Regions from separate parts of the Mus musculus genome. Here regions 2, 3, 4, 5 and 6 are each linked to region 1. A link is a loop called in an ENCODE intact Hi-C map of the cell type or tissue named here. Cell type or tissue: heart. All regions are shown on one strand. Region 1 has its middle 38 kb from the start of Gm41394. Region 2 holds the start of Amigo2 (adhesion molecule with Ig like domain 2). Region 3 has its middle 41 kb from the start of Rpap3. Region 4 has its middle 47 kb from the start of Gm41393. Region 5 overlaps Gm33205 (a long non-coding RNA gene). Region 6 has its middle 12 kb from the start of Pced1b.

Region 1 (5,000 bases):
CTGTTCTCAGCAAAACATCCTCTCTGAAGTTACCAGGTCTTGGCTGCAACAGCTACTGGTCCCACCCCACCCCTCCTTGACTCTTGAACCTGTAACGCCCATTGTGAGACTATGGGACTACCCATGTCTGGTGATATAAGCCAAAGGAGTCTACATTATTGATTCTACTCCTCTGAAGAATTCTGGCTAATATGAGCCCCAAATGAGAGATGAGAAAATAGAGACAGCCGGGCGTGGTGGCCCACACCTTTAATCCCAGCACTCGGGAGGCAGAGGCAGGCAGATTTCTGTTTTCGAGGCCAGCCTGGTCTTCAAAGTGAGTTCCAGGACAGCCAGGGCTATACAGAGAAACCATGTCTCGAAAAACCAAAAAGAGAGAGAGAGAGAGAGAGAGAGAGAGAGAGAGAGAGAGAGAGAGAGAGAGAGAGAGAGAGAGAGAGAGAGAGAGAAGGGTTTTTGGGGCTGGCGAGATGGCTCAGTGGTTAAGAGCGCCGACTGCTCTTCTGAAGGTCCCAAGTTCAAATCCCAGCAACCACATGGTGGCTCACAACCATCTATAATGAGATCTGATGCCCTCTTCTGGAGTATCTGAGGACAGCTACAGTGTACTTACATATACTAAATGAATAAATCTTTAAAAAAAAAAGAGAGAAAATAAAGACAAAAGAGGTTAATTAATGTGTGTAGACCTCATGAGGCCGGAGCAGAAAGACACGCATATGCACATACGCATGCGCATGCGCAAGTGCTTCTCCCATGTTGCTAAGTGAGCTTCAGGTAATTATCACGGCAGATCTAGCTCCTCATTTCCCCACATTTCTAAAAACGTCTGAAGTGTGGCATGGGCAGAGAACACCAAAGTCAACTGCTGTTAACTCTTACTCTAAGATGACTGGAAATCCAAAGCGGTGGAGACATTTCCAGCCCTTCGGAGATGGCCCGTGGTTCTCTGTGGTGCACGTACTGCTGAGAAGATGTTGCAGTAGACAGGCTATGGTTAGAACTCAGGACTTCTGAGCTCAGCAGGATGGGCTGGCTTGTAAGGGTTCAGAGAAGCAGTGAATGCATTCTGGGTGGGGCAGGAGGCTGGGGACAGGTCAGGGGAGAGCTTTAGAGTGGGGTCACATGTGCTAAATGATATGCAGCCCCCTGTACCTTGTCTTTAGTCAATACCAACAGAATATAAAAATGCCAAAATACACTGGATATTTAATGTGAAAATGGGTAAAGAAGGTTAGTCATTAATACAGGTAAAATCAGAAAGTATGCCAGGCAGTGGTGGTGCATGCCTTTACTCCCAGCACTTGGGAGGCAGAGGCAGGTGGATATCTGAGTTCGAGGCTAGCCTGGTCTACAGAGTGAGTTCCAGGACAGCCAGGGCTATACAGAAAAACCCTGTCTTGGAAAACAAAACAAACAAACAAACAAACAAACAAACAAATCAGAAAGTATGGGCACAGAGGGCAGACAGCTAGGGCCCAGCAGGGTATGAGAAAAAGACAGACAGGCAGATGCCAAATTTCCAATTTTTCCATGATAAAATAATGTATCACTTACAAAGAAAAAGGCGCACCTAAGCCTTAAGTAAGGAGATGGACCGTCTCTCCCAGCTCTGCCTCATTATGCTCGTGGTACGCGGGTGTGGGCCCTCTCAGACCTCTATCTAGGCAGTTTCCTACTGCAGAAGCTAACTCGGGCAGGCGTCAAATCAGAAGCCAGATCATGTTTCTGACCCGGCTGGGTCCTCTGCATTCACCTCTGCCTAAATGGCCTTTACAGCATGCTCCGTTCCCCAGAGCTGAGTCTGATGGAGGGGCAGGTCTTGGCGTGGACCCAGGGGCCTCTCTGGGGAGCTCTGCACCCCTGTTATTCTGTTGCTACCCTGAGATCTATCAGGACAAGGACATTGCTAGATGGACAGGTAGGACATGATTGTCCTTGCATGGAAAGGGAGAAACAGAATTTGTAATAACCCAACCCTTTCAACACCAGCAGGGCTGACCTCTGACCTCTGAGAACCATGACCTGCCAAAGTCAAATGTTCCACCCATGAGTCCACGGCTCTTGGGCCAGGTGGCTGTCACTGAGGGTTTTGTCTTCTGTCCTGCTCTTCTCTGTCGCCACCATCTGTTCTTTCCCTGTCTTTGATCTCATCACCTCCTCTTCATCCTCATCCTTCGTCTGTAGGTGGTGCTCCCCAGTGCTCATCCCGTGAGTACTGCTGGCACATACAGTGGAGTCACCCACTGCTGGACAGGTGAGCACAGCCTTGAGACAGAGAGCAGATGGTGGCATGAGATCCGGTCATCTGTGTTAAAGTAAGGCAAGAAAAACAATTTTCTTCAGGTGTCTTAAACAGGGGGAAAAAAAGTGTGTGTGTGTGTGTGTGTGTGTGTGTGTGTGTGTGTGTGTGTTGAAATCCTTTAAAAACTAAGAGTCAGCAGGTCAAATACATAGCTGAACTTGCAGGGGACCAAGGCATGGTTGTTAGGATTTTGATCAATACAATGTTCATATCAACTGGAGCTCCTGCTAGAGAAATAAGGTGAACGATGCGGTAAAGCCAGTGGCTGGAATGCTCTTCTGGCCATAGTAGCTGACTGCAGGCTCTTTGCCCTTCCTTGTCATGGGTAAATCTCTCCCTGCCCTGACGTAGATTAGATGTTGCCGGCCACAAAGCAACACAGGTGCTTCTCGCGTGGATTTTCTGTGGTCAGGGCTGAGAGATTCTAAGTATGTAGCCGCAGGTGCTGGCCAGGCTGGCTGCAAGGAGCTGAGAGTCAAGTCAGAGGATTTTACACACAGGAATCTAGCGAGAACCAGAGACTTAGTCACATGCCTGAGGCTCATGGCCCCAGCCACAGGATCAAACCACCAGGGTCCAGCGGTCCACGAGGCCACATTCTCTTTCCTTAGCAACTAATGGATTCTCTCCTCAGTATGGCAACGGATTTCCTCAGAGCCAGGGAGATTTCCTCCCAAGCTGGGAGAGCACTCCCAAGAGGGAACACAGTCATTCAGAACTTGCTGGCCGCGGTGACTCAGCATCACAGGGACCCGGCTTGGTAGGATAAGGACCTGGCCTGCACCAGCACGTGTCTACCAGCAGGTGGAGACTGTTAGCGCGGACCCGGAGGTCAGCAGCCACACCTTCTCTGGAAGCACACCCGATTGGGCCGCTGTTCCTACCTTTTAATGCTTGCTCCTGTACCACGGGGGCTGCAAGCCTGGGACTTACATTTCCCAGACTCTGTTGCTCTTCTTTGGGTTTTGTTTGTTAGTTTGTTTTGTTTGTTTGTTTGTTTTTCTGTTGCCGTGATTAGAGCACTGACCAAAAGTAACTTGGGGGAAGAAAGGATTGATCACGTCTTACAGGTTAGAGTACAGAGTTCAAGGAAGCCGGAGCAGGAGCTCAAACAGAAACCTGGAGGCAGGAACTGAATCAGAGACTGGGGGAACGCTGCTTACTGGCTGGCTCCCATGGCTTGCTCAACTAACTTTCTCCTCCTCCTCCTCCTCCCCCTCCTCCTCCTTCGATTTTTGAGATAGGGTTTCTCTGAGTAGCCCTGGCTATCCTGGAATTCACTCTGTAGACCAGGCTGACTTTGAACTCAGAAATCCACCTGCCTCTGCCTCCCAAGTGCTGGAATTAAAGGCATGCGCCACCATTGCCCAGCCTCAGCTAACCTTCTTATACAGCCCAGATCACCTGTCCAGGGATGACCCTGTCCACAGTGGACATTAAGTAACAATTAAGAAAATGTCTCACAGACATGACCACTGGCCAATCTGGTGGAGGCAATTCCTCAGCAGAGAGAGGTTCCCTCCTTCCAACTGAGCCATGTTGACAACCGAAGCTGACTATAACAGCGTGGTTTAGATTTGGTTGAGATGTTTGGGAGACAGAGAGAGTGGAGCTGTCCACCCTGGCATCAGGGGTGGGTGACAGTCACACTTGGCTTCAGAGGATGTGAACTTTCCAGTGTCTCCTAGACTTTGTGTCTGCTGTAGTCTCTGAGTTGGGGCTGGAGCAGCCCTGACGTCAACGATGACTTCCAGGGTTCTGTGACCTCTGCTCAGCTGCTTCCTGAGCTCGGCACTTAGCACTGGGACAGGAGACTCAAATAATGGACTTACTTTTTAGTTCTCCTAGAAGTCTTGCACGTAGATCCCTATAGTAAGTTTCTTTGTTTCTTTTTAAAACATCCCACACACCCCCTCCCGGAAAGAGGTTTATTCTTCTGGTATGGGAGAAACAGCAGTTTAGTGTGCCCTTCCCCCAGCCCTGAGCAGGCTAATCAGATCTTAATGGTTTGCCACAGTTGGTCTTTCTGCTCACCCAGCTAGGGTGGAGTCTTTCCAACCTAGGATGAGGTCTTCCACCTCGCCTCCCTCCTTTTCAGGTGTACCCAGTTCTCTGTGGCTGCTGGACAGCTACAGTTTAGCAGTTAATTTTAGTGTTGTGCCTCTTTAAATTATGTCTCGACGACTTCTTTATGTGACACTGAATCAGTGACCTAACCCTTTTAGCAAGAGTTTCCTCACGTATAAAGTTGGGGTATCATTATCACCATCACCATCACGCCACTACCACCACCACCACCACCACCACCACCACCACCACCACCACTCTCATCACCATCACCATCACCACCACCACCATCACCATCACCATTACCACTGTTGTCACCCTTGCAATTGCTGCTGACACAGTAGACCACAGTGACACCATGAGAGCGCTTACAAAGAACATAAGAGACAAGCTCTAACTTTCTGCCCAGATAATGTGAAAGAAGTCACTTGAATCGGCAAGGAATAAATGTATCACTGGGGATGTAAAGGAAGCTAGTTGCGGAGTGCTGCTGCAGAGACGAACGGAGGGGCTGATGGCAGGGCCGATGGGGGCTGGGCCAGGTTGATGCAGAACAGCTCCCTACTACAGTCACAGCTGACCCTCTAAGCAGAGGCAGCGTCCTCTCCCACAAGCTCAGACCATTTAA
Region 2 (5,000 bases), 340 kb after region 1:
TATGTTGCTCCCTGACTTACTCTTCAACCATCCACCCTGCTGTGAGTACCCTGTGGGTTCTCCTCTAGAGGCAGGACTGAGCAAGAGGTATGACCTTGGACAGCCAATCTCTATAATTGTGGGTTCAATTTCATTTGAGAAAGGCGCCCCATTTAGGTATTTTGTTATAGCAACCGAACATTGACTAACATGGTGGAGATCCATGAGGTGATAAAGGTTATCAAATAAATAAACCTGAAAAAAAAACATTACCTTCCGCAAAGTAAGGCCATACCTTTTGCTATTACTGAAGTCAGCTTTCTTGTCTCCAGGCTAGTAAACACACACCTTTCATGCCTCTCTTGCCTTTGACATGCATGGGAGTCCAGAGAGCTGGTCTTATATAGACCTGCCCCCTGCGAGTTTGTGTACAGCTGGTTTATGCTGTGGGGTGATGGCAAGATACTTCTGAGAGTTGCCTGCAGGTATAGCATAACTTCCACTCTCCACTTCTTAAAAAAAAAAAAAACCACCCATTTTAGATCATTTTGTGATAAGCACGGGTTAACCAGCTTCCCAATTTCCTTCCATTTAGGACTGCAAAACCCAGTCACTTACTGGTCATTTAAATAACATTCCTTTGATTACCTGACTCCATTTCCAGGTGACCGCTCAGCTTTGTGACTTTGAGCCTTAAACCCGAGGTTTTCTTGGGGGAAGCCCGGGGGTTGGGGGTGTGCGTGTGGTCTGATAGGAATCTTAAACCTATTTCTCTGGGGAAATGAAGAATGCACCCCTGGAGCACACTAGGCTGGATGCTTGTGGTTTTAAAAGTCAATCTTTAGTGAAAGTGAAACTAACAGGAACCAAGTTGCCCTCCCTTGAAAACCCTGAATCGCTGAGCTCTCCCGGAACCAGTCCACATTAACGCAACACACAGGTCCATCAGATCCATGCCAAAAACTCACTCAGGAAGTTTTCCGATAAATTTAAGGATGCCGTGGGGGGGGGGGGGGATCATTTTGGTTTTTAAAGTTGTATTCATGTGCTCTGCCCTCACTGTCTCCCCAATTTTGTCTACCTTTCATTGGCTCCCTAAGCCCTTCTACTGTGGCTAGCATGGTTTTTTAGGGACAGTAATTTATTTCTTTTAATCCGTACACAACGGCCAAATGGATCACTTGGCTCAGTCAAATCCCATCGTTTAAGCCTTTAAACAAGAATGGATTTGTAATCGAAAAGCCCACCAGCTTCAAGCTCTCTCCCTCATTTTCACATGGCCTTGTTCAGCTTGTGCCTTCCGAGAATGCTAGCTCAGTCTACTGGAGCCCTGGTGGCTGTAGGGCCTCTAGGGGACAAGTCCTTCTGCGTAGCCACCCCTACCGAATTAATCCTAGTCCTGAAGCCGCCAGCGCGACTCTGGATTTTTTTTGTTTTTGTTTTTTTTGTTTATTTTTTTTAAAGGCTAATGCCCTTATCTGTGCATTCCAACCGGAAGCCTTCTTTCCTGCCCCTTTGCTTCTAGAGCTGGGCCCGGTGCCTCGGGCCGCCGTCTCCGAGTTAGGAAAAGGGCTCGAACTTTCCCAGGGAACCGGGGGGCGTCCCCGCGGCGCCTCCGCACCCCCTCCCCCCGCAAAGCCCCGGTGGTGCCCGAGGGAACGCGCCGCGGCCCTCGCTCCTGTCCTCCTCCTCCTCCTCCAAACCCGGGCGGGGACCCCAGCAAGCACCCGGTGCACAGCGCCCGCCAGGCCCCTCGCCCCAGCCCCTAAAGCCAGGCTCCGAGATCGGGGTGGGGTGCCACCTGCGGGCCACCGCCCGCGGGCTCCGGCGCGCGGCACCCCGGCACCCTGGGCGGCTCCCTACCGGGCTGGGCGGCTCCCCCGCGGGCGCGGGGCGAGGGGCGCGGGGCCTGGGGGTGCAGAGTCGCAGGCCTCGCTGCGGTCCCACCCGGCCGAGAGGCGGCGCGGAGCCCGCACGGGGCCGCCTCTGCGATTGGCTGCGCCCCCCCTCCCCTGCTCCGCCCGCCGCGGCGCCCGAGGAGCGAGGACGCGGGGACCCGCCTCCCGCCCGCTCCCGACCCCGGGCGCACGGGATAAAAGGCGGGCGGCGGGCGCGGGAGCCCGGGCCCTGCAGCCTGCGAGCGCCACCGGCGGGCCGGCTTCCCCCGCCGCCCACCCCGCTCCCGGCGCGGCCGAGCTCCGGCGGTACCTGCAGCCGAGCGAGAGAGCCGGGGAGCCCGCGCCGCTGCCTCGAAACTCGCCAAAGTTGAGAGGCTGCCGCCCACCGGGAGCTGGAGGGAAGGTGCGAGCGCGCGGGGCGCAAACCGGCAGGCGGACGCGCGGACCTTCCGAGCGCACCGCCGTCGGCGGCCTCTCCGAGCCGCTGCGGCTTCCCAGCGCTGTGAGTGGTCGGCTAGACCGACGGCTGGCTAAGTATTTCCGTTCAATTGTTTATGGGATGCGATTGTGTGTTTTTGTGTGTGTCGGTGGAGGGAGTTAAGGCAGAATGCATCCTTTAGAAACAAAAACACACAAAAAAGCCTGAGTTTCTCATGCTGAGACTGTCGCATTGAGAGAAGGTACCTGGAAATCTCACTGAGTTGGAGTAATCTAGGAAAAATGCATATAACAGGTTCTTTATTAAAAAGCCACCCCTGTTGGAGATGGAACCCATTTCAAAAGTTAATTGGAATGAAAGCAATTACGGAATAACTCTAACGGGTTAACTAGTGGCAGTTAACTTGTACTTTTCTCCCGTTTTAAATGTTGTTACCAGATTGGTGGGAGACTGAGCTGATGAGAAGCGACTGGCAAGAGACTCAGAGGCGACCATAATGTCGTTAAGGTTCCACACACTGCCCACCCTGCCTAGAGCTGTCAAACCGGGTTGCAGAGAGCTGCTGTGTCTGTTGGTGATCGCAGTGATGGTGAGCCCCAGCGCCTCAGGAATGTGCCCCACTGCTTGCATCTGTGCCACCGACATTGTCAGCTGCACCAACAAAAACCTATCTAAGGTGCCCGGGAACCTTTTCAGACTGATTAAAAGACTGGATCTGAGCTATAACAGAATCGGACTGTTGGATGCCGACTGGATCCCGGTGTCGTTTGTCAAGCTGAGCACCTTAATTCTTCGCCACAACAACATCACCAGCATCTCCACGGGCAGTTTCTCCACAACCCCAAATTTAAAGTGTCTGGACTTATCATCCAATAGGCTGAAGTCGGTAAAGAGTGCCACATTCCAAGAGCTGAAGGCTCTGGAAGTACTGCTGCTGTACAACAACCACATTTCCTATCTGGACCCCGCAGCGTTCGGGGGGCTTTCCCACTTGCAGAAACTCTATCTGAGTGGGAACTTTCTCACACAGTTCCCTATGGATTTGTATACTGGGAGGTTCAAGCTGGCTGATCTGACATTTTTAGATGTTTCCTATAATCGAATCCCTTCCATACCGATGCACCATATAAACTTAGTGCCGGGGAGACAGCTGAGAGGCATCTACCTTCACGGGAACCCATTTGTATGTGACTGTTCTCTGTACTCGTTGCTGATCTTTTGGTACCGTAGGCACTTTAGCTCCGTGATGGATTTTAAGAATGACTATACCTGTCGCCTGTGGTCTGACTCCAGGCACTCCCACCAGCTGCAGCTGCTCCAGGAGAGCTTTCTGAACTGTTCTTACAGCGTTATCAACGGCTCCTTCCACGCACTTGGCTTTATCCACGAGGCTCAGGTTGGGGAGAGGGCGATCGTCCACTGTGACAGCAAGACTGGCAATGGAAATACTGATTTCATCTGGGTCGGTCCCGATAACAGGCTGCTGGAGCCAGATAAAGACATGGGGAACTTTCGTGTGTTTTACAACGGAAGTCTGGTCATAGAGAACCCTGGCTTTGAGGACGCCGGGGTATATTCTTGTATCGCAATGAACAGGCAGCGGCTGTTAAACGAGACGGTGGATATCATGATCAACGTGAGCAATTTCACCATAAACAGATCCCACGCCCACGAGGCGTTTAACACGGCCTTTACCACCCTGGCTGCCTGCGTGGCCAGTATAGTTCTAGTGCTACTGTATCTGTACCTGACGCCGTGCCCATGCAAATGCAAAGCCAAGAGACAGAAAAACACGCTGAGCCAAAGCAGTGCCCACTCGTCCATTCTCAGTCCTGGCCCCACTGGCGATGCCTCTGCTGACGATCGGAAGGCAGGTAAAAGAGTCGTGTTTCTGGAGCCCCTGAAGGACACGGCGGCCGGACAGAATGGCAAAGTCAAGCTTTTCCCCAGTGAGACCGTTATAGCCGAGGGCATCTTAAAGTCCACCAGGGCAAAGTCTGACTCAGACTCAGTCAATTCCGTGTTCTCAGACACACCCTTTGTGGCATCCACTTAGCTGGGTGCCTGTGTTCGTCTGGTGTCGTGATTTAAAGTCTCCCTGCTTTAACTTTGGTCCGAAGAATTAATAGCAGGACGGGGTGAAAACCCTATTTTGTCTTTTGAGATGAAACCAAATGGTGTCTTTTTAAGATGGTTGCTAGGAAGTGAGGCAGAGCACACTGGTTGCTTCTTGGACTGGGTCAGGAGACGGTTGAGTTTGAGAGTTTTGAGTAACAGCATCTTAGCCTTCAGCATCGCCGAGGATTTCAAAGCTGCCTTGAAGGCAGTAGGACCAGCCATTATCTCTTTATTTGGTTATCTTGAAGGAAAAATGGAGCTATGTGTTAGCATTCTTTAAAAATAGACTCTTTTTGACTTACTAGAACCAAAGTTGAGCTGAGCTTTTTTTTTTCTTTTAAAGAAAAACATTAGTGGCTTCTTTCCCTTTTAAAAGATATAGAAGGAAGAATTGGCTATTTATAAAGCATAAAGTTAGCATAGAGGTTTTTCAGCCAAAATCATCATTTCAGACCAGAATGACAAACTTATAACATCCACAGGGTTCTGCCACATCCCATGTAGTGCAAAGGGACATTTAGCTGTTTAGCTGTCTTCTCCGTCCTCGCTGTCCTGAATACCCTGGT
Region 3 (5,000 bases), 83 kb before region 1:
CAACCGTGTGTTAGTCACTGGACCCGGAGCTTTGCATATAATGTTTAAACTCAGAAAATAAGAGGAGAACAGGTTGTCCTGGGGGTCATGCAGAGGCTACCACGATTTAGACGTCTATGTTCTTTCTTCTGTTTCACTCGGTGACAAAAGCTGACCTTGAGAACACAAAGACACAACAGCTAGAGTTTCCCAGGCTGGCTGTTGGCGTTCTGTTGGCATTACTGCCACCTGCTGGCCATTCAGAAAATAGCAGCACATTTTGTCCACATTTGTTAGCAACCATGAAAGTGAATTTAATTTCTTAGTAAGATGGACTGCTGAATTTGTAAGTCTTTAGTGTGTTGCATTAGTCAGAATGAATACACACACACACACACATGTGCGCGTGTGTGCGTGTGCATGTGCACGCACATGCATGTATATACATATATGTATATTGGAGTCCTGGAGGATCTGAAGAGCTGCTGGCTTTCAGTCTGTGTTGAGAACCTAAAGAAGTTGGATTGAATGCCAGCAGCAACAAGATAGATGAGCTTGCCCAGGAGAGCAAAGTTTCCTTCTTCTGTGTCCTTTATGCAGGCTGCCACCAGAATTGTAGCTCAGATTCAGGGTGGGCCTTTCTGCTTCAAATAATCTGATTAAGAAAATTCCTCATGGGCTGGAGAGATGGCTCAGCAGTTAAGAGCGCTGACTGCTCTTCCTAAGATCCTGAGTTCAAGTCCCAGCAACCACATGGTGGCTCACAACCATCTGTAATGAGATCTGACTCCCTCTTCTGGAGTGTCTGAAGGCAGCTACAGTGTACTTACATATAAATAAATAAATAAATAAATAAATAAATAAATAAATAAATATTAAAAAAAAAAAAAGAAGAAAATTCCTCACAAGAATGCCGGTAGCCTGGGTTTTGGCTGATTCTAGGTACAGTCAAGTTGACAAACAAGATTAGTATCAGATATAAATAGTAAAAATTAGGATATGACTTTTGAATGTGTTATTCAGAAAAAGGACAAAGTGAGTCCCGGGTAGGGTGGGGTGGGGGTGGACATTGGGGGCTGTGACAGAAACAGCTCGTTCTCTCATTTACACAAGAGGCATCTCACAGAGGCTGCATCCGTGTACATCCATCACGATGGTGGTACAGCTAACATCCGTGCCAGCCATGATGGCGGTACAGCTAAAAAGCCAGCACACAGAGAGGGCTGTGGGACTCACCCTGCCCTTGGGCCATAGGCAGGTCAGACAGAGAAGCTGAGTTCCTGGTGCCTTGCCCAGACAGGCGCACAGCTCGAGGCTCACGACCAGTGTCCAGTCGTGGCTAGGCTGGCACGCTGTCTGCCCACCCCAAAGTAGATGTGTATCAGGTCTTTCCAGAGACTTGGAGGGTGTTTTGAAGAAGCAAACCCCCAATATATTTCAGTACATACCTCCACCCCAACCCCCGGTTTAAAATAAACATCATAGTGGACTTTGAAAAGGAAGAAATATCCTGAAAATACAGGTGGGAAGGAGCCGGTGAAAAGGCTCCTTTTTAACGGCGCTGAAGGTGGTGCGGTTGGACAGTGGCTAAATGTCTCTGGTGACTGTCGGGCTGTTAATATGCTGGAGGGCAGTGATGGCACAAGCCTTTAATCCCAGCACTTGGGAGGCTGAGGCCGAGGAAATTCCACGTCCTTAACAATGGGAGAATCTTGAAAAGACAAAGCCCTGAAAGAGAAAGAAGGCAGGAAGTGGGTCTGACGTGCGCCAACCGAGTTTCGGGTTTTGTTTTGTTTCTTTTTTCTTTTTCGAGGCAGTGCGTACGGGAAATTTTATTTTGCCCTTACGTACACACTCTATCACGTTTCAACCTCAAAACCCCGGATAATAACCCTAACACCTCAGTCCCAAGGCTCAAAGCGGACATGGCCAAGTCAGCTCCACCTGTACAATACATGCGTGGAACCCATGTATTCCACATCGTCTCTCAGAGCGTGATTTGTCACTGCACGTCGAGGCACCAGGAGAAAGCTATCACGAATTAACTTTTCAGCACACTAACTGTTAATCAGAGAATTTGTTACAGGTCAATGAAACTAATTGACAACGACCCAAACTCAGGACTAAGGTTTTCATACTATAGTGATAGACACTGGGATTTAATTACACTCTCCTTTACATGTGCTATTATGAAACCAAAGAGTCTTAATTTCGTTAATTAAATTACACTTCATAGATCTGGTGATGATTTGAGTAAATCCAGAACTGCGCCCTTTAAACAGCTGCACTGTTAGCTTCTGGCCAGGAGGTGGCGCTGTGCTTTTCATTTAAGCCCATCGTGACGTTTCAAGCTGGTTGGTTTACCCCATAAACTCTTAAGTACATAGGTGGTACATTGTGAACTTCATCACACGACTGTCCATTGACATTACCCTACATTAAAACGTTAGAAAAAGTGAGTTATAGTAATGGGGTCATATACATTCATAAAAGGGATCTAATGAACACAACATGGTACTCGATGGTTGGGCACCAAAATAGAAACTTAAAAAGACACCACTGCTTAAAACCACAACGCTCACAAAACCAAAACTGCGTCGAAAGAATTATGTTTTGACTGGATCCAGAGTTCTTGACTGACAGCCTTCCTTTTCAATGCTGGGGGGAAAAATGTCAGCGCCACCCTTTGCACCGCGGTGGCTAATGAGAAAAAGCTCTTGCTGGTCCCCTATGGGTGATCCTAGGAGCTTTCTTGCAATGCACACAATTGGTGTTTCTAGTTTGCTGGCGGCCTTTGTAGCTGTTTGGTATGTGAGAAAAACACTAAGCTCGGGGAATTCACACTGTATTCCTCATATCCCAAGGTCCCCGGACAGTCTGTCTGCTTTTGTTTGTTTGGTTTGTTTTTTTGGTTTTTTGTTGTTGTTGTTGTTTGTTTTGTTTTTTTGAGACAGGGTTTCTCTGAATAGGCCTGGCTGTGTAGACCAGGCTGGCCTTGAACTCAGAAATCTGCCTGCCTCTGCCTCCCAAGTGCTGGGATTAAAGGCGTGTGCCACCACTGCCCAGCTACAGTCTTTCTTCTTTTCTCTACTTTACTAGCAGCTTTTTTCCTCCCACTCATCCTTGTCCCCCTCTTCTTCCTCTTCTTCCTCCTGCTCCTCCTCCTTCTTTTGAGACAGGGTCTCATTATGTAGCCGAGGCTATTCTGGAACTCCTTCTGTAGACCAGGTTGGCCTCCAACTAAGTGATCTGCCTGCCTCTGCCTCCCGAGTACTGGAACTAAAGGTGTAAGCCATTGCACCAGGCGTTTAGAATTGTCTTTTAGAATGATCTGTACACGACGTCCTTTCAGTTGTAATTAGCAGTGGAAATATGCAAAACTGCACTGGCTTTTAATCATTTTAAAAATATCTTCTGTACTTAATTCTTAATCTCACCCGGAAATTTCTGGTGTGAGATTAAGACCTCCTTGCCCAACATCCCTGTGCCCACAAGGGGGCAGCAAGGGGCAGAAGCTTCTGGGTGAGATTTAGTGCATGGTAATCTATCTTTAACAGATTATTGTTTGGGTCCCTTCTACACGATTCTGTGGAGTCTCGAAGGCTGGCTCTGGGAAATGTTACAGTTTGAATGTGAAACATCTCCTGCAAGCTCGTGTTTCGGGACATTTGGTCTCCATCTGGTGGCGCTGTTTCGGGAGGCTGTGTAATCTGGACGCTGCACCTAGCTGACAGGCGAAAGGTCTTGAGGGTTATCAGCCAGCTGTTCCTGGCTGACGCCATGGAGCACGCATCTGCCCGAGGCTCCCGCTGCCAGGCTGTGAACGCTGCCACAGTGGGCAGTGTCCTCGCGAGAGAAATCCTTCCTTCTCTAAATTGCTTCTGCCGGGTAGCATCACAGCAACTAGGAAGGCGAAAATACAGAAAGACGGAGCCCTTGAGAGCTGCCTTGCTCCTTCTGTACCACAAGGGGGCAGTAAGAAGGCACCATGTGAGGAAACAGGCTCTCACCAGACACTGAATCTTCCAGGACTTCCCCACCTGTGGTTTTCAGCCTGAATGGGTAGAGATCTAGAGATAGTCATCCCCGTCCTTGGTGCAATAGCCCCCAGGCCACCCCTCTCCCAAGTCCTCATAGTTCCCTCTCTGAAGCTCACTTAGTTCCCAGCCCTTTGCTGTACCAACGAGGTAAAGTCTACAGTCAACATCTCCCTAGTCTGCTATTTGTTCTCTTTGCTTCTAGTCCCTATAAGCCGTTCTCTATCGCAAAGGTAAAAGTAAAAATGTTTATTATTAATGTATACGTGAGAGAGAGAGAGAGAGAGAGAGAGAGAGAGAGAGAGAGAGAGAGAGAATGACAGGTGTGGTTATAGGATAACTCCATGGAGTTGGTGCCCCACATCTAGGGACAGAAAGAACTCAGTTTATCTTCATGGCAAGCATCTTTTTACCCACGTCAGCCACCAAACTTCTAAAAGCACAAGTCAGTTCTTGCCACTGCTGGATTAAGAGTTGGAAAGTTAGGTGCGTGTGGTGGCACAGGGCCTTTTTAGTCCCAGCACTCAGGAGGCAGAGGCAGGCAGATCTCTGAGTGCGAGGCTAGCCTGGTCTAGAGGGAGTTCCAGAACAGCCAGGATTACACAGAGAAACCCTTTCAAAAAATACATAGCAAAAAAGAGAAAATAAAAGAATCTGTAAGTGGTATGTCATTGCACTTTTAATAAAATATAACATCTTTTTAAAAAATTTTAAATATTAATTAAAATTTTTGTATATGAGAGTTTTGCCTCTATGTATGTATGTATGTATGTGTATGTATATATGCATGTATGCATGTGTGTATGTGTGTATGTGTGTATGTATGTGTGTATGTATGTATGTGTGTATGCATGTATATATGTGTGTATGCATGCATGTATGTATGTGCGTATGCATGTATATGTATGTGTGTATGTGTGTATATGTATGTGTGTATGCATGCATGTGTGTGTATGTATGTGTGTATGCGTGTATATGTATGTG
Region 4 (5,000 bases), 130 kb after region 1:
TCTTATCCTCCCCTCCTCCTATCTCCTTTTTTGTTCTACTGTTTCAGCCGACCTACCTGCCAACCCTGATAGTCAACTTATTGTTTCAGTGACATATTTCCATTTTTTAAGCGTTCTCTTTTTGTTTTATTAATGATCTATTTTTCTTATAGCATCTGATTTTGGCTTTCCAGATCAGAGATCTTCTCTTACTAGCATCCCCTATACAATCTAAACCTCCAAAGCATTTTTAATAATTTTTATCTTGCCCTTTCATGTTAGACTCTTTCTTCAAATAGTCCTTGGCTAACCACGTATAGCCAAGAATGGGGAACTAAAAGGAGATGCCCAGAATCTTAGCATATGTTCAAGAATAGTGCTTGTAGACATGACATCATCATCAAGAAAATGTCAGAGACCTTTTCTCTTGGTCTAGTCATAGCTTCTGACATGCTATCCAATCTATAGTTCAGAAGCTGAGCTGGAGCAGGCCAGCGATAGAAGTGGGGTGATCCCACAAGTCACTGTTAGATTTTTATCCAATACCAGCTCCTCTTCTCTGTGTCTTGTTCTTAACCATCCCACGATGCCCTGGTTTATCCTGTTCTTATGCCTGGGTGGAAGGGCCAGGGTTCTTCTGAGAGAGATGGGAGGGGAAATGGCTAGTTATGTGCTTTGTAAGCCATTCTTAGGCCCACCTACCTCTTACTTCCAGCTGAATCCGGATTACACGTGTCTGACCCCTTGGGAACCTGTACTGGCAAAGTTGTTTCCAGGTCTCTGCCAAACAGGAAGCAGCTGTCACAGATCTCCACCAGTCGCACTGTTTAGTGGTTTTCCAGCTTCTTGATTGTGTGTGTTGGGGTTGGGCAAGTCATTAAAGAGTCTTTTAACTGTTATAGTATACAAGGTTGCAGAGAAAGCAGATCTAAAAGCATAGCGATCAGATAGCAAAACCCAGAAGTGCCCTCTCTCTCTGAGGGTAGATGAAAGCCTGGCTTAACCACAGTACAACACGACCCTCCCATTGGCCAATCTGTGGTTGTGTCTTGGTCCTGATTCCATCTGATCTTTTATTCATATTTCTCACTGCAGATGGCCTGAGTTCTGGGTCCCCACGGGGGGGCCTCATGTCTTCTTCATTTAAGGTTCTCTCTCTCTCACTCACTCATGTTTTTAGCATACAAAGTCACATCTCAGAGAATGGCATGAATGGGTCAGGGTGCACCTCAGGCAGTGCCCCACACCCTGGCAGGATACACAACATTCCATTCCTGTCCTTTTCCACTTTTTTCCATCCTCCTCTTTTTCCTGGTCACCAAGTGCTAGTGCTCCCATGGGCTCATCCTTGGGCTTCTCAGCTTTCTCTTTGATTCTGCGGCCACTGCTTCTCATTGCGTCTTTGGGCTGAATAGACCTATGCTGTCTAACACAATGATGCCAGCCACACACGCTGTTTCTCCTAAGTGCTGATGACAAGGCTCTAGCCTCAATCTTCAGTGTCACTTGTGCGTGAAATTGCAAAAGTCCTCCTTGGCACTTTTATGCTTTGACATGGTAAAATTGTGAGGTTATATATATATTTGGTTAAATAAAACACACTATCAAAATTAACTTTGCCTGCTCTCTCCCTTTTGAGGATAGGAGGGCTACAAGCATACCAGGTTGTATCATACACATACCAGACGGTGTTGGTCTAAGCACTGATGGCTTTCCCAAACTCTCTGAGCACAGACTTCTACAAATGCCTGCTTGACAGACTCACACTCGGATGTGTGATGAACTTCCCAAGCTTCACAGATCCCGCATGGAATCCCAGAACCTCCCCCAACCCAAATTCTTCCTCCATGTTTGCTCCTATCACAGTGGAGGTACCACAGCTTATAGCTGCTGGATGTTAGAATCTCTGTTGACTAGGCCTGGATCTCACTTTACACATCCAGTTACCTCCTGACATAGGTGGAGCTAGGCAGCCTCTCTCCTTAACCCCACCTTGCCAGGGCAGCAGCTACATTTGTCCCTATCTTAGTTAGGGGTTTACTGCTGTGAACAGACACCATGACCAAGGCAACTCTTATAAGGACAACATTTCATTGGGAGCTGGCTTACAGGTCCAGAGGTTCGGTCTGTTAACATCAAGGCAGGAACATGGCAGCATCCAGGCAGGCAGGCATGGTGCAGGAGTTTCTGAGAGTTCTACATCTTCATCTGAAGGCTGCTAGCAGAATAATGTCTTCCAGTCAGCTAGGATGAGGGTCTTAAAGACCATGCCTACCCACAGTGATACACCTACTCCAACAGGGCCACAACTCTTAATCCTGCTACTCCCTGGGCAGAGCATATACAAACCACCACAGACCCAATTCTTTCCCTTCACAGTAGCCAAATAAATTCTGTTATAAACTCTGAGCAACCAGATTGCTGTCCTTCTCTAACACTTGAACCACCATAAACTCCAGATCCCCACTGTGGTATAGCAGGCCCTACAGGATCAGAGCACTGGCCGATTCTCAGAATCCCTTTCATCCTTGGTCCCATGGTCAGTGCACATCATCCAGGCTGCTCCTCTGCAGCCTCTCCAGCAGATGTCTGTCTTGGAGACGTTGTTCTTTCCGTCCTCTCCGCCTAGGATGTTTAACCTACAGATTTCAAAAGCCTGCTCACTGACATGTCATGCTATGGAAGGGACCTCTGCCAGTCTCCAGACCTCGTCTGTACTCGTTACAAGTACACAGTGCTTAACACCTGGCTCACGTTGTTTATCTCTGTGTTTATTTTCTGTGTCCTCCACAAATATGAATGACTCATGCTTCCAGTTTTCCCAGCACAGCAACATTGGCCAAACACAAGCTGATGTTCCAAAGCTACAAAACAAACAAATAAATAAACAAGGAAGGAAGGAGGGGAAAGAAAAAGAGAGAGAAAAAGTCTTTTTTCCATATTATTTATTTATTTATTTTTCATATTTTAAAAAGATTTTATTTTGTGTATATGCACAAAAGTACAGTACCTGTGGAGTCCAGAAGAGGGCGTCAGAGTATCTGGAACTGCAGTTAACAGGTGGTTGGGGTCCTCTGGAAGAACAATGAGGACTCTTAATTGCTGAGCCATCTCTGTCCAGCTCCAACGTTACTTTTTTTTAAAGATTTATTTATTTATTTATTTTATGTATGTGAGTACAGTGTTGCTCTCTTTAGACACAGCAGAAGAGGGCACCAGATCCCATCAAAATGGCTGTGAGCAACCATGTGGTTGCTGGGAATTGAACCCAGGAACTCTAGAAGGGTAGCCGGTTGCTCTTAACCACTGAGCCATCTCTCTGGCTCCCCAAAGTTACTTTTTAAATGATAAAATAAGTATATGGAGGGACTGAAGGTGTTAGAGGGTTGGAAGCATGAACCAGTTTTTCTGTTAGTGGGACAGAGTTTTGAGGGCCCTGCCAGGGATATGGTCAAAGCCTGGTACAGATCCTGTGGTCCTGCCTGCTGTTCTGGGTAGATGGAGTCAAACCTCTGTTTATCATCAGCTGGGCTCCTTCCCATGAGCCCTTAGCACAAAGCAGCTTCTCCTTAATCCTTTAATCTTGTTCCTATTGTGATTACAGCAACATCACCATCCATCGCCATCGTCGCCGTCATCATTATCATTAGTCATGGATTATCGATTCTTGCCTAAGCTCACCTGCCCTGCCCCTGTGCTGGGTCTGTTCTGGGTGTGGCAGATAGTGGTCAACAGCCCTGCTCCTTGCTGGAAACAATGGATGTTAGACAACATTCTGTCTCTACCTCCTAATAGACCAGAGATGATGCTGAGCAACACTGGCTACTACAGCCGTCTTAACAGTTCATAAAGCCCCACCGGTCTTCTAGGTGGATTTAATTACCAAATTGTTCTAGTTAGAAACATGTGCTGACTATATAGTTCTACTCAGTGATCAATCTTTGTTTTGATACATTCTAGGGTCTGGGTCAAAATGCATTTCTATAGCAACCTCTAGCTCTTTCGAAAATAAACTTTTATTTTCATTCCATAAGCACTATGTTTTGATTTCAGAAACCTGAGAATATATAGTTAAGGAAAAAATGTAAAAGCCTATGATTTAGCTTCACCTCTCACATCGATGTGCACAGGCTCCAGGCTCACTTGGAAACACGTCTTTGATGCATGCACGCATCACAGTACTGATAGATAAGCGAGTGAAGACATAGGGGTTATGTGCAAGTTATGTGCCGACCGCACTCAGACCTTCATCTGGGCGTTCTAACCATCCAGAGCACACTCACTTCTCACAGAGCCCCTGCTGTGCCATATCCCTTTATTTGGACTGGATGAAAAATGTGTGCCACACTACCGAGAATCCGCCCCATTCTTCATAAAACACAGCACCAGCCAGTCCCTACAGCCACATGCGTGGCTCACTGAAATATTTACAATTAAAGATGTTCAACTGGAGAGATGGCTCAATGGTTAAGAGCACTGGCTGATCTTCTAGAGGTCCTGAGTTCAATTCCCAGCAACCACATGGTGGCTCAAAACCATCTGTAATGGGATCCGATTCCTTCTTCTGGCATGTCAGCTGCTTACATACATAAAATAAATAAATCTTTAAAAACAATAAAAGAATGTTCATATAATCCAAAAGGAACTAATGTCCTTTAAGACTAATGGTAGGAATATTCAAGATTAGAGAGAATTAAGCAAAAATCAAATTTCTCAGTTTTTGAAAAACAATTTCTTATTGCAAATATATTCTACAGTCCCTCTTCTCTCTAAAGTTCACTGTTAAACTCTCCTTAAAGTTAAGATATTTTAGGGAGCTGGGTGGTAGTGTAGCACACCTTTAATTCCAGCACTTGGAAGGCAGAGGCAGGCAGGTCTCTTGAGTTCAAGGTTAGCTTGGTCTACAGAGTGAGTTCCAGGCCAGCCAGAGCTATAACAGAAAAATCCTGTCTTGAAAAACTGGGGGGGGGGGGGATATTTTAGGGGCTGGCAAGATGGCTCAGCAGTTAGAGCACTTGCTG
Region 5 (5,000 bases), 380 kb after region 1:
CCAGATCCCAACTCCAAGTGCTGGAGTTAAAGGCAAGCACCACCACCCCCAGGTCAGTACCAGCTGTCCATCTATCTAGCTAACTATCTTTTCTGTTTGTTTGTTTTTTCAGACAGGATTTTTCTGTGTAACAGCCCTGGCTGTTTGGAACTCAGTTTGTAGACTGGCCTCAAACTCAGGGAGATCCTCCTGCCTTTGTTTTCTGAGGGCCAGAACTATGCTCAGCACTAAATATCTATGTGTTTATCTATGTATCTATACATGTATCTATGTATCTATCTATGTATATATGCATGTATGTATTATGTACCTATTTATCTATATCTATCTGTGTGCAACCCCCACTGTGTGTGTAATACAAGAAAATGTTTGTCTTGTAATCTCAAAAAAGAAACCTGGCATTTTATCATTAAGTATAGTGTTAACCAAAGACTGTTTTGTTTTATAAATATTGCTTATTATGCTAAGAAAGTTCTTTGTGAAATTTTGTGGTTTTTTTTTTCGAAAACTTATGACTCACACTGAATTTTATCAAAACTTTCTCCCAAATGGTGAGACATGTGTTTTTGCCTTTTTTTTTTCTGTTAATTTGATAAGTTTATTCACATAAAATCAAATTCAAATCTGCATTCCTCAGACTGAATTCAGTGTGGCATAAAATATTCTTGTTTTCTTTAATGCCTATAGTAATAATATAGTTATATATTATATAGTTATATATTATATAGTTATATAGTAGCAGAACCAAAGTTTAAGAAGGTGAGTTTATGTTGCCACTGCATCTCATGGCAATTGTTGAGTGAACGGTTAATCTCTCAGGATCATGTCACCTCCATCTTTGATCTGCCTAGCTGCTTGGATTGAAGCAGGTTTCCTGTCTGGGCAGGGCTTCCCAAATTTCAGCCACTTCTCAGAGCGCATGCTCAGAACCTCTGGCATCACCTATGTATCCTGTCTGACTCCTCCCTCACCAAGGGGGCTCTGCACCCTTACCTATCCCCCTGTACCAAGGCAACAAGAAATCTTGTTTTCTACACCCAGGATTTTGCAGTGATCGCTTGACCCCATGAAATGGGCACACACATCCAGGGCCCGGAGACAAGGCTGAGAGACCAAGCAGCAGTCTTTCCTTGGCCCAGAAGCCAACGTCTAAAATCTCATATCCTGGCAAGAATTCTAATCTCTTCCCTGAAGGTGGTCTGTGAACAGGCTAAGAGTTGAAATCTGTGCCTTTTGTCTGTGTTCTTGAAATAAGGATGTAGGCCAACGAGTATTTGTTAGATAACAGGTATTTATCTTGTTCCCTCCGTTCAGAGCATGAGCAATGCCTTTGCGCATTAAGGAATTTATTGCCAAACATTTTGAAGTTAATGAGAAAAAAAAATCCTCCTCGTTTTTAAATGCTCAGCCTACCGTGGAGTTAACAAGCTGCCAAGGAACAAAATGGCAGGAACTCTTGGCATGGTCTCATTAGTGATTCTGTGATTCTGCTTGCAAAAAATCAAATTCGTAAACAAAGCACTCAGCCTTAGTTGTCTTAGAAGGTCGAAGCTCTTCATGACTCTCCTGACCACATCTTTCAGCTCCTACAGCTTCTGCCCTGAGAGTTTCATCTTTCATTCCAGTCCTGCACTAAGCCGGGACAGCTCTCTATCAGCTTGTTTTAGCCAGTGCTAACCCCGCAGAGTGTTTCAATACTACTTTTCCTAGAAGCCTTTTTCTGACCTGCTCTGCCACTTAACCTCCTCCAGTAGGATTCTCCTCTCTGTGACTCCGTGATGTACTTACTGGTTTTTGTTGTTTTGCTTTAATTTTGTTTTTTTTTGTTTTGTTTTGCTTGTTTTAGATATACTTGGTGTTGTACGGGTGATTTGCCTGCATTGATGTCTGTGTATCATGTGCAAGCCTGGTGCCTATGGATGTCAGAAGAGATCAGATCTCCCAGAACTGGAGTTATGGATGATGGTGAGCTTCTGGGTGGGTCCTGGGAATCGAACCCTGGGCCTCTCCAAGTGCAGTAAATTCTCTAACCCCTGAGCTATCACCCCAGTCCCTCCACGATGTACTTTTACAGCACCTTGAGTGTTTCCAGTGGCATCATTCCATTGATGTTATGTGATTGCCTTCCCTGGAGACTAAGCACTCAGGGAGGGGCCAGGTTCTCTTGCTTGGTGTGGAATCGCAAGGCTCTGAAGCACCTAGACACAGCACCTAGACACAGCACCTAGACACAGCACCTAGACACAGCACCTAGACACAGCACCTAGACACAGCACCTAGAAACAGCAGAGGCTCAACAGATGCTGAGTGAAGGAGCAAACAGTTACAACCTTAAATTCTTTATATTCTTGCATCACTAGCTCCAACCTAAGCAGACCTGCAGTGGCCACAAGGTTCCCACTGTCCGTATTCCCAAGAGATGCAGGGAAATGTTATCTTCCCTACCATTAGGAGGGATGATTTAGGGCTAAGAGCCTCTGCTCAGTTCCCAACACAAAGCAGAAAGTCTGGGCTTAAATCCAGCTCTGATGCTAATATGTGGGCTGGGACAGGTGACAGTTTTTGTGTACCTTGGCTACTTTGTAGATGAACTGTCGTATGGCCACTACTACATGTCATATGGTCACTGTTGAAGGATCTGAGGAGTTTAGTTCAGTGCCTGGCAAGCAATGAATGGCTAAAGGACATTCTCTACGCATGGAATCGTAAGTTAGTCAATACTTCTCACTGAGGTGAATGGCTTTGGCGAGGGGCTACTCAGTCTTATAATCTGGTCGTGGGAGTGCCAAAGGGGGTGTGTGAGGTGCCAGTCACTGCTTTCAAATCAAGTTGGGTTACTGGGTCCTCAACAGCCTAAAAGAGACTCCAAATCCTGGACAGTGGAAAAGCAGATGTACTTAAGGAGGCAAGTGAGTCCTCTTCTTTGAATTTCTGGTCCTACACAAACACACAGAGTGAACAGGATTGTCTTTTGAAAGATGAGCTCCCTCTCGCTCTTCGTCTTGTTCCAGACAACTACACTGGAAGACCAGTAGTCACAGACTTACCAGGAGCCCTGCCCAAGCCTTCCCTGCCAAGGCTCTCAAGACCTAGGCTTGGAAGGGTTTCACCAGTGGATAGAAGAAAGCCTTGGAGATGTATTAGCATGCCCCACACTGTGGAGTGGCTAGCATGATTCTGACCCCACGATCCCTCCTTACTTTATGCATATGAATGTGCATATCTGCATGTACACCTGCATGCCAGAAGAGGGCATCAGATCCCATTATGGATGTTTGTGAGCCACCATGTGGTTGCCGGGAATTGAACTCAGGATCTCTGGTAGAGCAACCACCTCTCCAGCCCCCAAGATCCCTCTTACTAGCAGTGCACCAGTCAAGGTGGACCCATAACAGAACTGTGACAGATTAGATGTAAGATAGCAACCTTGTCCTGTGTTCTCTGGGATTGATTTTGAAAAAAAGGACAAAGTGAGATATGAAGGGAGGGAGAAGGAGGGAGGGCATGGCTAGCATCCCTCCCTCTTCATCCTCCTTTATCCTCCTTCCCGCCACCTTGCATGACTGCCGTCTAACAATCACCAGGAAACAGGTATGATCACAAATCCTTCCAAGCCGGGAAGACCAGTGGGAAGAGAACAAAGCCCAGGTTGGATGTCATCACAGAGCAGATGCACCTGGCTTGGGCTGCCTACCTGCCCTTTGTGTTGGGGGACACACAGACGGTTGCGGTCCCTGTTGTTTGGGTTTCCCAGGCCTTTGCGTGGACTCCTCACTAAGGAACTTGCACGTAGCCCAAAGCTTTACACCGCTGTGTCCATGAACACGGGTCCCCACTCTGCTCTGCTGGGTCTCTGCTCCTTGCAGATGGGGCTCTAGGCTTGCTCATTTCTATAGCACTGGCATACAGTGGGTCTCCCACAGATGTTTGACGAGTGAGTATCGGTGTCATCTGAGATACGCTATGACCGGTGAGACTGTCACCGCTGCTGTTGAACATCTCCAGGTGCCGGTGTGACCGTCTTGCCAGGAATGAAGAAATCCAGGAGACATCATGACCCCCCCCCCTTTGGCTACCTGGCAGCTTTAGAATTCTCACAATTAGACGTTCCTCGGGGACTCATGCTGACTGGACTCATGGTGCCAGCCAGAGGGAGAGTTTGTCTCCCAGGAAGAGATCTCAGAATTCTGACAACTTGTCTGACTAGACTCTCCCCTGAGAGACTGGAGCTAAGGCAGTGATGGGCAGGACCAGGCCGTGGCCAGAACTGCTTAATTATGGATGCATCCTTGGCGAGGAGTATTATCTGTGCACGTCCCTTTCTGCACTTCACTATTATGGCCGGTCCCAGTGTGTTCACACTGCCAGGGTCCAGGATGTGGCCCTAACAGTCTGGTGATGTTGGGTTTCATCAGAGAATGGTGTGATATGCTTCAAACTGGGTGCTTGTGTAGAGGTAAAGTCATGATCTACGAGCAGACTGTAGGTCCTTCATTTCTGCATGCATCATAATGACAAGCAAAGCCTTTAAATAGACAGACAAACTAGAGCTTTTCTGTCAATAACAATGTAGCTTTACTGAAATAGAATTAGCCTCAATGAGAGAGGAGTGGGGTGGTAGAAAGGACCCAGCAAAGGGTGATGGGATGGATGGTTTTTCTCCCTGACTCCTCGGGACTGTCTTTCCTCATCTGCCTCCTCCGTTGCCCGTGGCAGTTTCCATTTCCTTCAGCCTGGCTGGCTACTGAGCCAATTACCCAAAGCCTTTCTGTCGTCTGCGTCAGCTCTCCTCGTTCCTTCACAGTTTCTGCGTTGCATAAGCATTTTAATGCTTACACAACAACCTTAGGTCTGTTGGGGGTCTTTGAACCTCAGAAGATTGTAATATATTGGCTTCAATACTCACCTGTGGAAAGCCTGATACCTTCTTTTGAGATTTCTTCTGATTCCCAGCAGACTTTCCTCTGGCTGGGGAAAGCGATGGAGGTGGGGAGGATACA
Region 6 (5,000 bases), 350 kb after region 1:
ACATACCTCTTCCTAGAAGACTACACTGTCTAATCCTTCCAAAACACTTCAACCTACTGGGGAACCAAACGTTCAAATACAGGAGCCTGTAGGGACCATTCTCATTTAAACCATCACGGAAGCCCAGGCTTCCCCACTTTACTGACTCATTAATCTGATTCTCCTTCTCCATGCAATCACTGAAGATGCAAAATATATTTCTGCCTTGACACTATTAGCTGTATAACTCGTTTAAATGAACAAGATGAACAAGGGATTAACTTCCGTATTCTGAGAATTTTAAATTATTTGTGATTTCTAAAGTGTAAGTTTTATTTGAGGGAGAGCAGAAAATTTCAATTTCCAGGAAAATAATGTGGGCAATTCAAACCTTTTTAGGGATTTTCCAAACTAATTTTAAAACTGGGTTTTAAAACCGAGATAATTTAAAAATTATTTTTAAAGTACCCCTGCTAGCGTACTTCATGAAAAACTTCTACTAGGTAATATTCTGGCTGAGCACTAAAAATATTTTCAGAAAAATTTGTAGCGTCCATAGCATCTTTGTATCATAGGGTGACAGGACAAAGGGCCTCCACATTGTGAATGACAATGTTCCTAAGCGTCGCCAGTGCATGGGCCATAAGTATGGATAGTAGCTATAGTGTCCTCAATTGTGGTAGAGAGAGCGACTTAGCTTGGTTTCTGTTGCTGTGATAAAAACAAAACAATGTCACTAAAACCAACTTGGGGAGGAAAGGGTGTATTTGGCTCACATATGTCAGGTCGCAGTCCATCAAGTGACGCCAAGGCTGGAACTGAAGCAGGGACTATGTCTCCTTATGAATTGGCCCCTCATAGCTGACCTAGTGCACTGTCCTACACCACCCAGGGCCCCCTGCCCAGGGGTGGGGCGCCACCTACAGGCGGTCCCATGTAAATGCTCTCAATTGAATTTCCCTCTTCTTCACCTAAGTCAAGTTGGCAAAACCAAAGCGGCCCAGAGGATAATCAAATAACCCTAAAGCGATTCAAGAGTGATCCAGAGGTGCCTGCTAGTGACTTTAACAGCCGACGGGAGGCAAAACGGGAATGTGATTGGCAGATACCTTGCTTTTGCAACCTGGGATAATGTGGGTGAGACTTAGATCGGTGGCTCTCACCTTGTGGGTCGCAACCCCATTTGGGGGGGGGGGATTGAAGATCAGATATTTACATTATGATTCACAACAGTCGTAAAATTACAGTTATAAAGTAGCTACGAAACAATGTTATGGTTGCCCCGGTCACCACAACATGAGGAACTGTATCGAAGGGTCTCACTCAGCATCAGGAAGGCTGAGAAGTGTTGCTCTGGATGTTGTGGGTACCACCTACGGTGGGTCCTCACCTGCTGATGCCTTACAGAGGTAGGGCAGGGTAGTTAATAGTGACCCCAAATGAGTGTCAGATGGCTCATTTCAAGTTGTACTACCTGTGGCTTATTCAAGACCCACAGGGAAGCCATGCTAGCCCATTGTCTACGCTCACAGCCCCAAGTCTCACCACCACCCACAGCAGAATAAAGCTTTCTAAATGTGTGCTGGCCCTGCCGTGAGAAAGAGAACAGTATAATTATTTCCTGCGTGTAAGGCTCCATGCTAACACCCACATTCTGTCTCATGCCTTATTTTGCACAAACCTTCTTTTAGAGGGCAATCTTGGAAGTGTATGGGGAACCTCGTGGTCTGGGCCCAGAACAACCATCAGCTGTAGATATTGTACAGTGCTTTGCAACCTTTCTAATGGGCCCTTTAATACAGTTCCTCTGTGCTGTGGTGACACCTGTAGCTTTGTTTTCAAATCCCGTTTTTAATGATGGTTCTTAAAACGCTTTAACCTCCCTTTAGCCCACCACTCACCAGAGGAAGTGGACTTGTTTAGAAAGCTTTCTTGGGAGCAACTCCCATCTGTGTTGTCTGGAAATGGGCAGTTCAGTTCACAGGTCAGTAGGCGGCGGCAGCTCGATCCACTCGCAAACACTTCACAGGCACACCAGCATTTCCAGTTCGGTAGAGTCAGGTTAGCAACAGCGGTGACACGAGCTAGCAGAGACAGCCAGGCCTCAGCCTCAGCTTGAGCCAGCAGGAGGGACCCAGAGGGACACCAGGAGATGTTGTTGGCTGTGCCTCTCTCAGGAAAGCGAAAATCAGTGAAGATGCGAGACCCACAAGCATCGCACAGGTAGCTGTAGCAGCAAGCCAAGCTCTGTCTCTGTCACTCCATGGAGTCCTATTAATACTCTCCTCAGTGTGGCACGGGCAGCCAGTCATCCTCTGAGTCTGGACAAACGCAGCTCAACTACGCAGTGGAAGGCGGACCAATACAATCGTGTTGTTAGCAAAGAATCCTTCGTCACGTGTCCTTTCACGTGACACTCCTTCACGTGCTTGCCCCAGCAAAACGCCATCCAATACAACTGGCTCTCCAAAGAACCCTCAAGATACCACTTCAGATCCCCCAACGATAAAATTGTTTTCATCACTACTTTATAACTGTACTTTTGCTACTATTATGAACTGTAAGTATCTGATGTGCAGGATATGGACCCAGAGGTTGAGAACCATGACCTTAGTCCATTAGTCTGCAGTACCGTTCCTCTCCACAAGAGGGCTTTGCTCTTGCTGCATTTCTGTACGGAGGCTGCTTTCCCTTCTGTGGTCCGACTATATTTTCCAGCCTTGCAGAGACTGCCCTTTCCCACACACCCATCTGAGTCTGCCTTCCATCACTACGGCCTTTCTTCTTCTTTTTATGTCCTCATCTTCCTGACTCGGTCCTCGTCCTGTCATCTGTCTCTTAAGCCAAAGACTTAGCACATAACAGGCATTTCTATTTCAATTTCATTCACCCACCCATCCAAGAAACATTATTGAAAACCTAGTTATGGGGGCTGGAGAGATGGCTCAGTGGATAAGAGCACTGACTGTTCTTCCAGAGTTCCTGAGTTCAATTCCCAGCAACCACATGGTAGCTCACAACCATCTGTAATGGGATCTGATGCCCACTTCTGGTGTGCGTCTGAAGACAGCTACAGTGTATTCATAGAAATAATAAATAAATTATATATATAAAGCCCAGTATGTAACTTTCTTCATCCTCAAACAGAGTATAACAACAGTCAAACCACTCCCAGGCTTTGAAGCCATGCAGAGCTTTACTGTGGAGTAGATGTCTCGTCGCTGAAATGCTCTGATGAGGTCAAAGAATTCCTGGAAGAAATAATGCCTGGGCGGCTTCCATGGGTGCCCAGCCCAATACAAAGGCTGGAAGTGTGGCTCAGACTTATAATGAGCCCTGTCAGGAGTGTGTGTGGGGTCACTAGTCCCTTTGGAAGGGGTGCAGTGTAAAGATCCTCCTCACTTCACAGTCCTCCGTCTGTCCTTCTGGTCTGGAGATGCAGCCACACGGACTGCCTCATAGCTCTTCAAGGAAAGTCTGCTAAAGTGCCTCACACAGAGCCGTATGTTTTGCTAGGCTAAAAAGAGCTAGGAACATTAGTTTCTCATTCGAAGCTGGATTGTGATAAGTTATCCTACTTAACTCAGTGGTCACTCTGCAGACCAAGAAATGTCTCAGAGACCAAGGAGTGTTACCCAAGCCTCATTGTAATTAGGTCTACATTGTGAGCCCATGTATTGACTGGACTAAACCAGTTTTGTAAGAGTGGCTGCCTTGGGTGGAAAGGGACAGAAAAGTCTGGCTTTGAAGGGTAGGTTATCAGACTGACCTTCGTGATGATTGCGTGTGTGTGTGTGTGTGTGTGTGTGTGTGCATGCGCACATGTGTGTGCACTTTGCCCCAACTCTGCCTGCTTAAAAACTTCTCCAAAGCATTTGTGCTTGAGCTGCACTCCCTCAAAGTCTTGTTTTACAGAACTCATTCGCATGTAAGAGTATCCATTTTTCATCGTGTTTCTTTTTCCAAAGAACTCAGCTCGCCTGGGGAAAAGAATATAGTGAAATATCCGTGAGTTTAAAAGAAGTCGATTGTTTTGTTTTTTTAATTTGCTCTCAGATTTTTAATATTCATAGTTAATTACAACCTTAGGGATGTCTTCAGCTTTCAATCTGACCTACTTCAAATCAGTGGAGAAAATAGCAAACATTCCCCCTTAGCAACCATTTATAATAACTTTGACTTTTTCCCCAAACCCAGAGGAAACACTGCTTGATCCTGGGCCAAGTTTGTCAGGAGCTATTTGGGTTGTAAACCTCAGTCATTCTAGGATCCAATTGGAAACACACAACATTTATTGTTATATATATATAATTTGCAATAAGGATCATGATCTCCTATGATATATAGTGATCAGAAGGACAAGACGTTGCTGGCAGGGATAAGACCTGGCAGGGATTTTGAAGATAAAACCATACATTGCCCCATGCAGGGTCTTGGATTTTCGTAAAGAATCAAGTCCGTCATTACTTTACAGGGATTTTGCAACCAATAATCTGGCTGCCTGACTCCCTGCTCTTTGTCTCTTGGCCTGTTGGGCTTTAAGCACCACGCATTGGGGAGGTAGGAGTGTCACTTACAGGATGAGGCACCCTGCACTTCTCTTGAGTGTGGAGATAACGGGAGGATCCCTGGGAGGACGTGGGGTCTCTTCCCACAGGGTGTAAGGATTCAGAGCTGTGGGCAGAGGCTGACACCTTCATCTCTTCTCATTCTAGAAACTACTTAGAACATAAGAACTAAGTACTTAGCTGCTATCAAACCACCCTAGAGATACTTAGCTACACTTGCCCCCGGCTCCTCCCTACCTCAGAGGTATTTAGAAGACACTCCCAGTCCAGGGGCATTCCCCTGCAAGGGTTTATACTGATGGCTTCTCGGTTCTACCCTTGTCCTTTCTTGTAGAGGAATTTTTTTTTTCCGAGACAGGGTTTCTCTGTGTAGCCCTGGCTGTCTTGGAACTCACTCTGTAGACCAGGCTGGCCTTGAACTCAGAAATCCACCTGCCTCTGCCTTCCAAGTGC

What was found. Hi-C counts contacts between places; a loop is a spot of excess contacts. Peaks named below come from ENCODE experiments on the same cell type or tissue, not always from the same donor. Only the 100,000 strongest peaks of a DNase experiment are listed, where the experiment ranks them.
Region 2: it touches region 1 in a loop (2.6-fold over the local background); 18 of 42 quality-filtered maps call a loop at or near these places.
Region 3: it touches region 1 in a loop (6-fold over the local background); 5 of 42 quality-filtered maps call a loop at or near these places.
Region 4: a loop joins it to region 1, with 1.9 times the contacts of the local background. A loop is called at or near these places in 4 of 42 quality-filtered maps.
Region 5: it touches region 1 in a loop (7-fold over the local background); 11 of 42 quality-filtered maps call a loop at or near these places.
Region 6: a loop joins it to region 1, with 2.4 times the contacts of the local background. A loop is called at or near these places in 18 of 42 quality-filtered maps.

The regions. Positions count from the first base shown.
Region 1 is chr15:97,579,925-97,584,924 of GRCm38, reverse strand. No RefSeq gene overlaps it. Among named protein-coding and RNA genes, the nearest start is that of Gm41394, 38 kb to the left of the region's middle. In heart, no CTCF peak of the experiment used is centred here; DNase peaks (open chromatin) are centred at 3,014 and 3,994; H3K4me3 peaks cover 433 bases; H3K27ac peaks cover 246 bases.
Region 2 is chr15:97,244,352-97,249,351 of GRCm38, reverse strand. Amigo2 (adhesion molecule with Ig like domain 2) reads left to right here and starts at 2,065. Exons shown (of 2, transcript NM_001164602.1): 1 at 2,065-2,379; 2 at 2,755-5,000. The coding sequence starts at 2,813. The coding sequence ends at 4,372. Pced1b (PC-esterase domain containing 1B) reads right to left here and starts at 2,245. Exons shown (of 6, transcript NM_172293.4): 1 at 2,188-2,245. In heart, CTCF peaks have their summits at 1,324 and 2,295; DNase peaks (open chromatin) are centred at 881, 1,931 and 2,931; H3K4me3 peaks cover 3,119 bases; H3K27ac peaks cover 2,065 bases; H3K27me3 peaks cover 1,866 bases.
Region 3 is chr15:97,662,798-97,667,797 of GRCm38, reverse strand. No RefSeq gene overlaps it. Among named protein-coding and RNA genes, the nearest start is that of Rpap3, 41 kb to the left of the region's middle. In heart, CTCF peaks have their summits at 234 (motif pointing left), 2,281 (motif pointing right), 3,447 (motif pointing right) and 3,946 (motif pointing right); DNase peaks (open chromatin) are centred at 1,217 and 3,767; H3K4me3 peaks cover 647 bases; H3K27ac peaks cover 593 bases.
Region 4 is chr15:97,451,683-97,456,682 of GRCm38, reverse strand. No RefSeq gene overlaps it. Among named protein-coding and RNA genes, the nearest start is that of Gm41393, 47 kb to the right of the region's middle. In heart, a CTCF peak has its summit at 2,985 (motif pointing right); a DNase peak (open chromatin) is centred at 742.
Region 5 is chr15:97,196,579-97,201,578 of GRCm38, reverse strand. It overlaps Gm33205 (a long non-coding RNA gene), which reads left to right. Exons shown (of 4, transcript XR_875636.1): 2 at 1-52; 3 at 1,847-1,965. Among named protein-coding and RNA genes, the nearest start is that of Gm33205, 4.7 kb to the left of the region's middle. In heart, no CTCF peak of the experiment used is centred here; no DNase peak of the experiment used is centred here.
Region 6 is chr15:97,233,035-97,238,034 of GRCm38, reverse strand. No RefSeq gene overlaps it. Among named protein-coding and RNA genes, the nearest start is that of Pced1b, 12 kb to the left of the region's middle. In heart, CTCF peaks have their summits at 894 (motif pointing left) and 2,617 (motif pointing right); no DNase peak of the experiment used is centred here.